2 separate regions of the Homo sapiens genome follow, and region 1 is linked to region 2. Evidence: read pairs that join two places in POLR2A ChIA-PET (ENCODE). Cell type or tissue: A673. All regions are shown on one strand. Each heading gives the region's core, and the rest is flanking DNA. Links, peaks and the distances in the headings are about the cores only.

Region 1 (5,846 bases), core at 515-5,514, 140 kb before region 2:
CCTAACGCAATGTCTACACATCACTTCATTCTTGTGGATTCAACGTAGTACTTGGCATGTGGCAAATTCAAGTTTTGGTTTCTGGAACCTTGTGGAAATTTTTTTTTTTTCCTGAATATTTTGTATCCCTGCTTTGTTGAATCCGCAGATGTGGAACCCATGGATACAGAAGGCTGACTGTATTTTTTTTTTTAAACTCTCAGAAATCTGGGATGTAAGAGTTCAACTCGATTCATGAAGCATAATTTATTACTATTTTTTTTTTGCACTAGAAATCAGAACACATTAATGGTTGAAGGTTTTTTGGCTTTGAGAAGAGGCTAGGAGGTGTTCTTTGCATACAAAACAGTAGATTTTCCTGTATGTTGTGATTGGTTATATGGGCAGAGGAAAAGAATATTTGAAACTATGGTTGATCTGTGTAATTCTAGGCATATGGAGGCTTTGCCTTTAGGTACTTTTCGCCTTCAGACTGCTCTTAAGGGTAGGAAACATCTCAGTTATGTATGTAATAATCATTAAATGAATGTTCCCAAATGAATAAAGAGACTTAATAACAGGTGTAGCGTTAAAAGAGAGGCTGCAAAGGGGAATCCTTCACCCTAAATTCCAAATTCCAAAGTGGAAGAATAACCACTCTGGGGTGGGAGTGTTATTTTCTCAAGTGCTAAAAGGGAGATATGAACTATCCTGCTTGGCCTGTGGGAGAGGGTCATGGTTATTAGGGTTGGGTAATATTTTTGTTACAAATGTGTAGAAGAATGTCATTAATTGTGGCCTTTAGCACGCAGATTTTCTTGATCAGATAATACCTTGACAACTCCAGACAAGTGACTGCTAATCTTGTGTCAGTTGTAAATATGTGTTTGGAAGGTGATATTGAACCAGTGGGTTATTTCAGTCAAGATGTTTGAAAAAGAGGTATACATCAAATGAAAATGACGCGGATTATGGAAAAGTCTTAATTTTAATGGCTTAAAAAAATTCTGCATTAAACCCGAAAAACTAGAGACATAGACCAGCTGGGAGGTACTATGAGAAACTGCTTTACAAATGATTTTCTGTGGAACCCTGTCACCAGCATTTAGTGAAACATGCTTTCCATTTGAATATGCATTTAGATGAGGCCAACTGGCTGCTAGATCATCGTCTAATGGGCCTGTGATCCCACATGAAGATTATTTTCCCTTTGGTCCTAGAACCACTCTCCATCCTGCTCACCCTTATAGACTATATGAGAGGGTCCCTAGGTCTCACTTTCAGGTGGGCTCAGCCAGTGGAAATCAGAGAGGTGTGAGTTCGTGGTATGTATTTTGTCCCTGCTCCCTGCTAGGCTGTCCTGATGCATTTAGACTGAGGTGGTCACTGCTTTTCACTGGTGCTATTGAACTGGAACTATAGTTTCCCATTGGTGAGATGTTGTTACTACAGTTTTTCACATACATGTATATTTCACATACATATATTTTAATTTTTTACATTTATTGTTTCTCCAGTGAGTTAAAGCCTTAGAGGATTGAGTTTACTTTTAGCACCTAAGAATACTACTACCTTTTCATGGAGGAAGATCATTGAAACTGTAAGAGTTTGCAGTTACAGAAGCAGTATCCTCTCTGGAGCACTGAACAGGTGTTGGGGGCCAGAGGATTCAAGCCCTGTCCACCATTCCCTGCTGAGCACCTTCTCTACCAGCAGTAGCTCTTCAGCCTCTGAAGGCATGGCGGAGGCCTGGAGTAGGGCCCTGCCAACCTTGAATGCTCATGCCTGGTAGGTTATGAGGATTAAGTTACATAAGATTGTATGTGCTTAAAATAGGAGTTGGCATAGAACAAGTACTCCTTGATTTTGATCTGGTCTAATTCATTCATATTTAGGATGAAAAAATGGTAGCAATGTTAAGTTTAATTCAGATGACAAGACTTACTAAAAGGTCTTTCTGATACCTCATCTATACATATAGTATTCTACTCTGTGTAGATCATCTAAAATTTCTATAAGTTGGAGATGATCTTGGCTTTTCTGTTTTAAGATTACAATGAAAGACAGTGAAATCTGCAGCTGAATTTAGGGAAGACTCCTTGAAAACATCATCAGTTGGCTTTCTCATTTGGAATACAAATGGACAGTTGTATCCTCCTGCCATTGCTTTGTTATGATTATCTAGGAGTTTTCTTATTTTTTTAAAATGTGACTTTATAGACATTTCAAGTACTATAACATTTAGCCATTGAAGCTCTCTCTCTCTCTCTCTCTCTCTCTCTATATATATATATATATATAATTATTATTATTTTTTGAGACAGTCTTGCTTAGTCCTCCAGGCTGTAGTGCAGTGATGTGATCTCTGCTCACCCCAACCTCTGCTTCCCAGGTTCAAGCGATTCTCGTGCCTCAGCCTCCCAAGTAGCTGGGATTACAGGCATGTACCACCACGCCCAGCTAAGTTTTGTATTTTTAGTAGAGACGGGGTTTCACCATGTTGGCCAGGCTGGCCTTGAACTCCTGGCCTCAAGTGATCCAACCCCCCTTGACCTCCCAAAGTGCTGGGATTACAGGCATGAGCCACTGTGTCCAGCCACTATAATTGATTTTTAGTAAATTCTGTGGAATATACAGCATTTTATTTTTCGATTCATCAGTTGGTGGACGTTTAAATTGCTTCTACTTTCTGGCTATTATGAATAATGCTGCTGTGAGCATTCTTATACACGTTTTTGTGTGGACATATGTTTTCTTAGGAGCTACTCTTACTTTGTTGCTAGCTGAGGCTTCTAGGACTGGGATCCTTCGAACACTGCATGTACCTATAATACTCTTGGAGGAGAGGAGGATTCCTCTGAAGTCAGAAATATCCTCCCTGGAGAATTCTGCAAGGAGTTGGATGGACTCATTGGGGCCGAGGAAGGAGCTTTGAGCCAGGGATGTCTCAGGAATGTGAGAGTTGAAGCACAGCTGTGCAGTGTGGCCTTGGGCAACTTGCCAGCTGCCTTACCTGTAGGGAAAGGGTGATGTTACTACTGAAAATTGTGACCTCCTCCAGACACCAGTGGTGAGGATTAATTAGTAAATGTTGGCTGTGCTAAGCTTTTCCTTTGGCTCTTCTTTATTCTCAGAGGCAGCCCTGCTTTTTAGGGCTGAAGGTAGTAAGATCTGTAAGAAAAAGCCAGAGAAACCCACCTTGTCATTGCTTTCTTGGGAATTAAGGGTTATCTTGTGTTTGGTTAGGACACCAGTTAGTTTCCAGCATTCTCAGTGGAGGTAATCAGATCTTGGAAACTTTGAGGGCATGTGATCAAGCAAACAACAAAACTCTGAGGATTAGAGGACTGATAGAGACCCTGTGAAGGGTTCACCTGGAAGGAGGCAGTATGGTGGTGTGGAAACAACCTGCTTTGTGGAGTCACATAGATCTGGGATGGAAGCCTGGTTTTACCAATCTCTCTCGAGTTACTGAATAGGAATAGTGATGACCACTTGTCAGAATTGTGGCAGGGATGAAATATGACAGCAATTGTAAAGAACCTGTCACAGTGGCTGACATACTGTAGATTATTTGTGATTATTCATTTCCTTTTTCATCTGGTTCATTGCTGAACTTCTAGGCAAACTGCCATCTTACAGAGAGACTGGGATGGAGGGCAAGCCTCCCTTGTAACTGTTGGTATCTATTTGATTTTGGACAAGACTTCCCTTTCCTTCACTAGATCTTGAAAGTTTTTTAGTGTCAAAATTCTCAGATAAGCATCTCATCTTATTTTTAGACATGTAGGAGTTAGTCTATCCTCTTTTAAAGAGTTCTTGTTGAAAGTTAATGCATTTATTTTTTATCTTCTATAGTTTCCTGTTCAATATGGTAGCAACCAGTCATATGTAGCTATTGAAACGTAAATTAAATGTAAATAAAAAATTCAGTTTCTCAGTTGCTCTAGCTACATTACAGGTACACAAGAGCTACATGTGGCTAGTAGCTACTCCATTGGACAGTATATAGGATAGAACATGTATGTCATCACAGAAAGTTCCATTGTACAGTACTGCTCTATGGAATAAGACTCTAAAAAGTGGGAGTTTCAGTAGAAGCTTATTCTTGCATTTGTATGAATCTGTCTGTGGCTAGAACTCTGGCATCCCATTACTTGGGATTGCTAAAATAATCATACTTGCAGTAATGACCCACTGAGGCCCTTGTTTCTCAAGTAGTCTTAAAGTTTTGAACTTAAAGATAAAAGATGGGCTGGGTGTGGTGGCTTACGCCTGTAATCCCAGCACTTTGGGAGGCTGAGGTAGGCAAATCGCTTGAACCCGGAAGTTCAAGACCACCCTGCCTCTACTAAGAACACAAAAATTAGCCAGGCATGGTGGCACATGCCTGTAGTCCCAGCTACTAGGGAGGCTGAGGTGGTAGGATTGCTTGAACCCGGGAGGTGGAGGTTGCAGTGAGCCAAGATTGCACCACTGCACTCCAGCCTAGGTGACAGAGTGAGACCCTGTCTTGAAAAAAAAAAAAAAAAAAAGTTAAAATATAAATTCAGCCTGTGTTTACTCTGCAAACAATCTCACCAGCTCTCCAGACCTCTACCAAGTCATAGGGACTGCCTTGCTTTGAGGTGAAAGTTTATATGCAAGTATCTTTTTAAGTAGGACCATTTAGAAAGAATATGTTTGAATTGAGTTTGCTCTAAGTAATGTTTAACACTTTAATATCCTTTTCTATTTATGGGAATATAAGCTAACAGCATTTATACTTTATTTTCAGAATACCAGTGGTTTTCTTAGCTCTGGAAGAACTATATCTTTAGATCCCAATGTAGACTTAAATTAAATAAATCCGTTTGGCTGGCTTCATCTGGATACAAATGACTACATATTTGTAATAGGTACTTGATTTCATGTTTAACTTACTTTTCTGTTTTTCCTCTGTATTTTGTTTTCAGAGCATTGAGTTAGCAATCAGAAGAACTAATGTTTATTCTCTTCCAAATCCCCTTCTTGCTTTCTTACTTATTAAGCATTGTCTGTGTGATTTGCTTAGGATACAAAAAATGATCACAATGTGGTTTTGGCTTAGGAGGGGCTCATGTGAAGTGGTCCATGACCTGTCTGCCTTATTGCTTTGTTGATGGGTTTGATAGAAGGTTAAGTGTGAAATGCTGTGTAGACAGCTCATTGTTACACAACATCTGTATTATTAGCATCCTTTTTAATGAGATAGATGGAGGTGTGGGCTATGAATGAGATTCTTCATGGCGTGAGTTTTCTGGCGGGATTTTTTAAGAGTGAGAAGAGGTGTGCCTTGAAGCAGGTAAGTAGGAGAACCTACTCCAGATATTGAGAGGGATGGCTAGAGAAGGACTGAATAGACCAGCTGCAAAAAAAAAAAAAAAAAAAAAAAAAAGCCAGGGCAGAGGAAGGAGGTGAATGCCAGGTATCTTTCTGATGACTGTACTGTGTATTTTCTAATATTCTTTGAAAACTTTGAGATCAGCAGAGATGCTGAGCCCTGCTGATGAGGAAGGGAGATTTGTTTAGAGACCGCTAATGATACTTTAAAGGTGCGTGCAGTGTGTCTGTGTACTAGGCAGGTGCCATTTAAGTCAGAAGCCACTTTCCTGCTTTAGGACAGGTGCTGGGATGTGGAAGCTAGGGATGCAAAGTTACAGCTCTGTGTTGGTTTATTGGCCACCTCATCATGAGTGCTTCTACTTCGTTAGTGACCTCTGATATGACTGCTGGATAGTCTTCTTGCAGTAACTTCCTTTAAAACTACGGTGGTTTGTGGTGAATAAAATTTATTTTCAAATTGTATTATTGCTTTTAACTGGTCTCAGAGATCTGGGCTGCCTTGA
Region 2 (5,846 bases), core at 327-5,326:
ACTAGATTAGGGAGAGCCTAATTTCTCCCTTTGTGAGCTTCACTGGCTACGGCGGTGATATTAGTACCCTCAATGATTCAATAAAAATAACAGTGACAATGAAAAATGACTGACTGGTGATTCACTTTGGGGAACTATTTGGCTGGCTGCCTGAGACCTGTGCCAGGAAAGAAGCTGAATAGATTTTAGCAGCATCCTCTAGGCTAGGAAGATAATAAAATTTAGGATGCCAGGTAGTTGTTTGGACCATGAATATAGGTCATGGAAGGAAATGGATTTTAGGTGAGGGGAATTGATGGGCAGGCCATGTGCTGAATTTGCAGCCACCCTGCTGAGGCCCTCAGCTGTTGTAATTTTCAAGTGAACTCAGGAGAATTGGTACATTACTCAGTTCCAAGTGACTTAATTTGATGTCCCAATAATGGTATAAGGAAAAATGTCAATGTAGGAAGAGTTAACAGAGCAGGAGGAATCATTTACCTCATTTGATTTGAAGACCCCTTGAAGACTTTTCCTAGATATTTCTTTGGCCGATGACTTCTCACTGCCATAGAGTAAGTTTGAAATTATCTGGTTTGATGTCCACATGAACTTGGTCTCACGCTACCCACTCCTTACCTCCTGGTTTATTCTGTGTGATGCACAGCTCTTTGCCTTCTCCTGTGTTCATGCCTTTGTTCATATCTTTCCTTTTACCTAAAATAATGAGGATAATATGAATAATATCATTTAACATACTGAGTACTTTCCGTGTACTTACTTTTGTACTATTTTATAGTAATCCTCCCATATCCGTGGGGGATACTTGTCAAGACCCTCAGTGGATATCTGGAACCTTAAATAGTACTGAAACTAATATATACTATTGTTTTTCCTACATATACATACCTATGATAAAGTTTAATTTATAAATTGGGCACAGTGAGAAATTAGCAATAAGTAATCATAAAATAGAACTATTGTAACAATATACTATAATAAAAGTTTATGTGAATGTGTTCTCTCTCTCTCTCACAAAATATCTTATTGTTCTCCACGAACCTATTTTGGGGCCATGGTTGAACTCAGGGAACTGAAATAGCGAAATAACAGAAAGCAAAATCATAGATGTGGGTGAGGCTACTGTACATACATTATCGAATTTAATTTTGCCCAAACTCTATGATGCAGGTAGTAACATTACCACCATCCTCATCACCCTCATGATGCTTATCACTACCATGGTGATCATTTCCATGTCACAAGTGAGGAAGCTGAGATTTAGTATAAATAACTTAGCTGAGATGACACTCTAAATGAGTGGTAGTCATGATTGCAGCCCAGGTGGCCCATCTCCAAAGCCCACACATTAGAAACCATATTGTGTCATTTAATGCCATTCTTTACCATCCTCCCCACACATCCAGGCTCAATGCATAGTATTTTCTACTTTCCGTAGCAAAAAGTAATGGCTCCTTCTCTGAGGTTCTGTCGGATTATTTGACATGCTCCGTTTTATATTTGTGTATTCATCTTCTTTCCTTCTGCTTCATTGATGCCTTGTCAAAGCCTGAGTTTACCATGTATTTGTATCCTCACCTTGATTTGTTATTTGGCAGAGTTTATTAAGTATATATTGATTTGACACTGTACCTTGCTATCTGTATTCAGCCCAGTCAGTTTTTTGGCTCCAGTTTATATTTTTCAACATCTTAAAATACTTCAATTAAAATGCCAGTATCTTATATGAAAATATTAATATCATGCATTTCCACCTTCACTTTTCGTGCTAATGACTGTGTCTGGTTATTTAAGTGGAATTGTGAGATTGCTTAGTTCAAATAAGTCATATTTTAGAAACATTGTAGTTTAAATGTCATGGAAGGGGGATGATCATACAGACCTCTATTCTGAGTCCTGGCTTTGCCACCTACCTCATGCATGGAGGAATTACTTAACCTCCTTGTCCTCCGATTTCCTTCTCTGTTAAATAGAAAAGATAATAACTACTTGTCAGGATTATAAGACAGACTAAATTGGATAATGCATGCAAAGAGCCTAAGTGCCTGAGACATACCAGTCCGTCAATAAATGGTACATCTTGTTGTTTTTGACCCTTGATTTCGATTCTTCAGTTTTGAATTACATTTACTGGCTTTTTCGACTGTGGGGTGTTTACTAATTTCATTTGCTTTAGGATTCAAATAGTGTGGTTTAAGATCACCCGTAATTAGTAGAGTCAGGATTAGAATCTAGCTAGTCTAATTCCAGAGCCCAACTAGCAAAAACTAATAAATGAGTAAATCCTTGCTTGCACCGTCTCATTAGAATTCATTGTGCTACCCAGCCATCCAGTTGAAATCCATCCCATTTCCTTTTTTGTAGCGACAAGTAATGGCTCCGGGGAAGGGAACATGGGGAGTTGTTGTTTGATGGGTACAGAGTTTGTTTTGCAAAATGGAAAAGTTCTAGAGATCCGTTGCACAATAATATTAATATAGTTATAAACACTACTTAAAGTATAAACTTAAAAATGGTTATGAGGTAAATTTTATATTATGTTTTCTACCATAACTGAAAAATTTTTTAAAGTAATGACTCCTTCTTTTGAGTTCCTGTAAACCTCTGTATCTCTATTATTTAAGAGCTCTAAAAGATTGTCTAAGCCATTTCTTTTGTGACATGATTTTCCCTGCTTCCATAAGAAGCACTACTTGCAAAGTCCATGTTTTTTCTCTCTAAGCAAGTGGTTATATAGTAGAAGAGTTCCTGTTATAAAATCTGGTGACTGAATGCTTGTGAGTTTTAATTTAGAGATTACAAGGACAAAGATATATTACATAAGGTGTATTTCATACTGTTCAATTTCCCTCCTGTGTGTCTCCATATCACTGTGGGTTTCTAAGTATGAGCCTTGAGAATATTTGGGTAAAAGAAGGATTTTACAAGTTTGCATTAATACCATGAAACCAGGTCAGGAGCTGATATCAGAAAACTCTGTTTTGCTACCACATAGGTCTATTTGGTTGTGAATGATTTGGGCACCATCATTCTGTTCTGTGTTGTGTATGATAATCTGTGGGTATAACTTGAGATGTATAGGCTACCATAGATTCTTCTTCACCATAATTACTTTCTTTATAAAGTACTCAGGAATTTTGGGATATTCTATTTTTCTTTATTTTCTAGTTATAATTTCTATTTTCAAAAGGTTCTGAGATGGAAAACACATTTAAAAGCAAATTAAGATTGTACAATTATGGATAAAAACCAAAGTAGAGACCATACATGTAACTACCACTTGGAATAGATACCAATCTGAATTAACTGGCACTGAAACAAAGTTCAGATTCATGGTTTCATGGTTTATTGTATGTGGCAGAAGACGCTCATTTTTCTTTTCAGGAAAATATTGCTAGAATTGAAGATTTTTTTCCCCCGTGAGTTTTTTTTGGAAAATAATAAGCAACAGATATTATCATGGAATGATGTTTTACAAGAAACTGAAATACTGTTCAGTGTGTAGACATTGTTAATAGCTATAATATAAATCCTAATTCATTAAGGATATTTGCAGGCTGGGCAGTATGGCTGATTTTGTTTGCTCTTCAGTATTCAACAACCTGCTTAATGCCTACCGTTTGCCATACTGTGCCATACGTTGATGGTTAAGAAGAACATCAAAAATTGTTCTTGAAGCACTCAGTCCAGTGGGAAATTTAGGTAAGCATACAGATTGTTAGGGTACAGTGTACTAGGTGTTATATTAGAGACATGTAAACAGTGCTGTTAGAGCCCAATGAGAGGGTATGTCTTCCTGGAGTAGTGGGGGGAAGGTTCTAATGATAAATGACATTTGAATTGATTCTTACAGTTTGCCAGGTTGAGAGTGGAAAGAAAGGAACAATTTTACAGAAATAATACTCTTGGATGATCTAATTTATTTTAGCTAGGAACTTGTACAATCTAGAAAAACAATAATTAACATCCACTGAACTTTTCAATTCAAATATCATATGTCTTCCATCGACCTTTGGCGATACTTGCAGGCAGTTACTTGGTGATTAAGTTGTCTCAGATGCCTACAGTGCGGACATTCTGGTATATGGTTAAAGCCCAGGAAATATGTTGGATGGAACAATGGATGAAAAGAATGAAAGGAGAGCCCTATGTCACAGATGTCACTAAGAGTGGGTGAGGTAGAGTTGTCACCGTGTTAGGAAGACTCGGAAATTGATTGATATTTTCAGCCAAATAGATGAGCAGTCCATTTTTATAAAGGCAGCAAAGGGACCTGGAGATAGAGCCAATATTTTCCTCACACAGTAACTTGGACTCATGAATTACCTGCTCAAACATTTAGCTTGGACTCCAGAGTCTTGCCCTGAACAGCACAAGAGGAATGAGTTCACTCGAAAGAAGTTTAAAGGCAGTTATTACCAGCTAATCACAACATCCCTGAACTTTAACCAGACCTCTGTAGAGTGTCTGATTTTAAATAGAACTGCTTCCTCATGGTCCTTATGGAATTATTAAGCTGTACAATGTATGTCTGAGTAGCTCAGAGGCTTGGCTCATGGAAGGGGTTATTTTAGATGCTTGGTGAATGATTACCCAGTGGAGCTTTAGTTTGGATGTATTGATGTTGCACTGCTACTTCTGACAATAACTAATCATGCTCAAAAAGACTTCTTAAGTCTCTTCTTGTTCAGAGATTCAGACCTTTCTTTTGACCTCCAGAATCATGTATCTACCTGCCCACTTGAGTGCTCTCTTGGTTATCTCATAGCTATCTCAGGCCTAAACAGGGTCATTTATAAATCTTATTCTTCACCAACTCCTCCAGATTTATTTTGCCTTTTGTTACGTGCCCCTCTTATTAACTGTACCCCATTCACTTAGTGACTCAAGCTGGAAACAAGGTACAAATCCTCCCCAGCCCTTAAGTCTAACCAGTCAGTTTCACTTAATATTTCTGACATTTGTCCACCTTTCTTCATTCAACGTGCCATCGACCCCATCTAAGCTGCCATCATTCACTTGAACTGCTTAGTCCTGGCCTCCTACTGGCTCTCTGCTTTTGCTGTTTCTAATCTGTTCTCCTCATAGCACCTATTGTTATCTTTGAAAAACAACGTCATTATGTTATTTATCTGCTTAAAAGCCTTCAATGGCTTCCCGTGGCACTTCAGATAAAATATATTGACCCTGGTCTGCATGTCTAGGCATGATATGGCTTTGACTCACATTTCCAACTTCATCTTTTTCTCATTCCTTCTCTTTTACTTTCTCTCTGGCTGTTCTGACTTTTTTCAGCTCCTTAAATGTGGAAAGCTAATTCCTGCCTTTGAGGCTTCCCTTGTTCACTGTGCCCAGTGTGCTTTCGTCCGCCCTCTGCCTGGCCAATCCTTCTCATTTATTGGGACTCATTTGTTACTTTTTCCTGAGAGGTTTTTCCAGACTGTCTAATCTAAGACTACCCTCTGATAACCTTTCTCAAGCCTTACCAGAGTTTAAAAAGCTTTGTTTGTTTCATATGTGTCTCCCCACCATAACACAGTGCTCTCTGGGCATCGCGTCTGTTTGGATTCCCACCGTGCCACCCAGCATGTTGCACAGGGCTTGTACAGGGGCAGTGCTCCATAAACATTTGTTGAACGAAAGACTCTTTAATCAAAATAAGAGTTAGTCTGGAAGGGGCATCTTGCCTTTCTCTTTGCAGAAAACGACAGAGCCTGTGTGTAATTCCTGTGGCGATGTTTGCCAAGTGCTTCCACGGGAATGTCTAGTAGAGTACTAATAGAAGGTCATAAGCTATTGCCGTTTTGCTCTCCTGCAAAAAAAGCTTGGTGGCATATTCAGAATTT

The links. Peaks named below come from ENCODE experiments on the same cell type or tissue, not always from the same donor. Only the 100,000 strongest peaks of a DNase experiment are listed, where the experiment ranks them.
Region 1: POLR2A ChIA-PET joins it to region 2 with 6 read pairs; 2 of 35 experiments call an interaction of 5 or more read pairs at or near these places.

Annotation. Positions count from the first base shown.
Region 1 is chr2:152,373,618-152,379,463 of GRCh38, forward strand. The region is part of intron 1 of FMNL2 (formin like 2); the gene reads left to right. Among named protein-coding and RNA genes, the nearest start is that of FMNL2, 41 kb to the left of the region's middle. In A673, for the core only: no CTCF peak of the experiment used is centred there; a DNase peak (open chromatin) is centred at 3,594.
Region 2 is chr2:152,513,758-152,519,603 of GRCh38, forward strand. The region is part of intron 1 of FMNL2 (formin like 2); the gene reads left to right. Among named protein-coding and RNA genes, the nearest start is that of FMNL2, 180 kb to the left of the region's middle. In A673, for the core only: no CTCF peak of the experiment used is centred there; no DNase peak of the experiment used is centred there.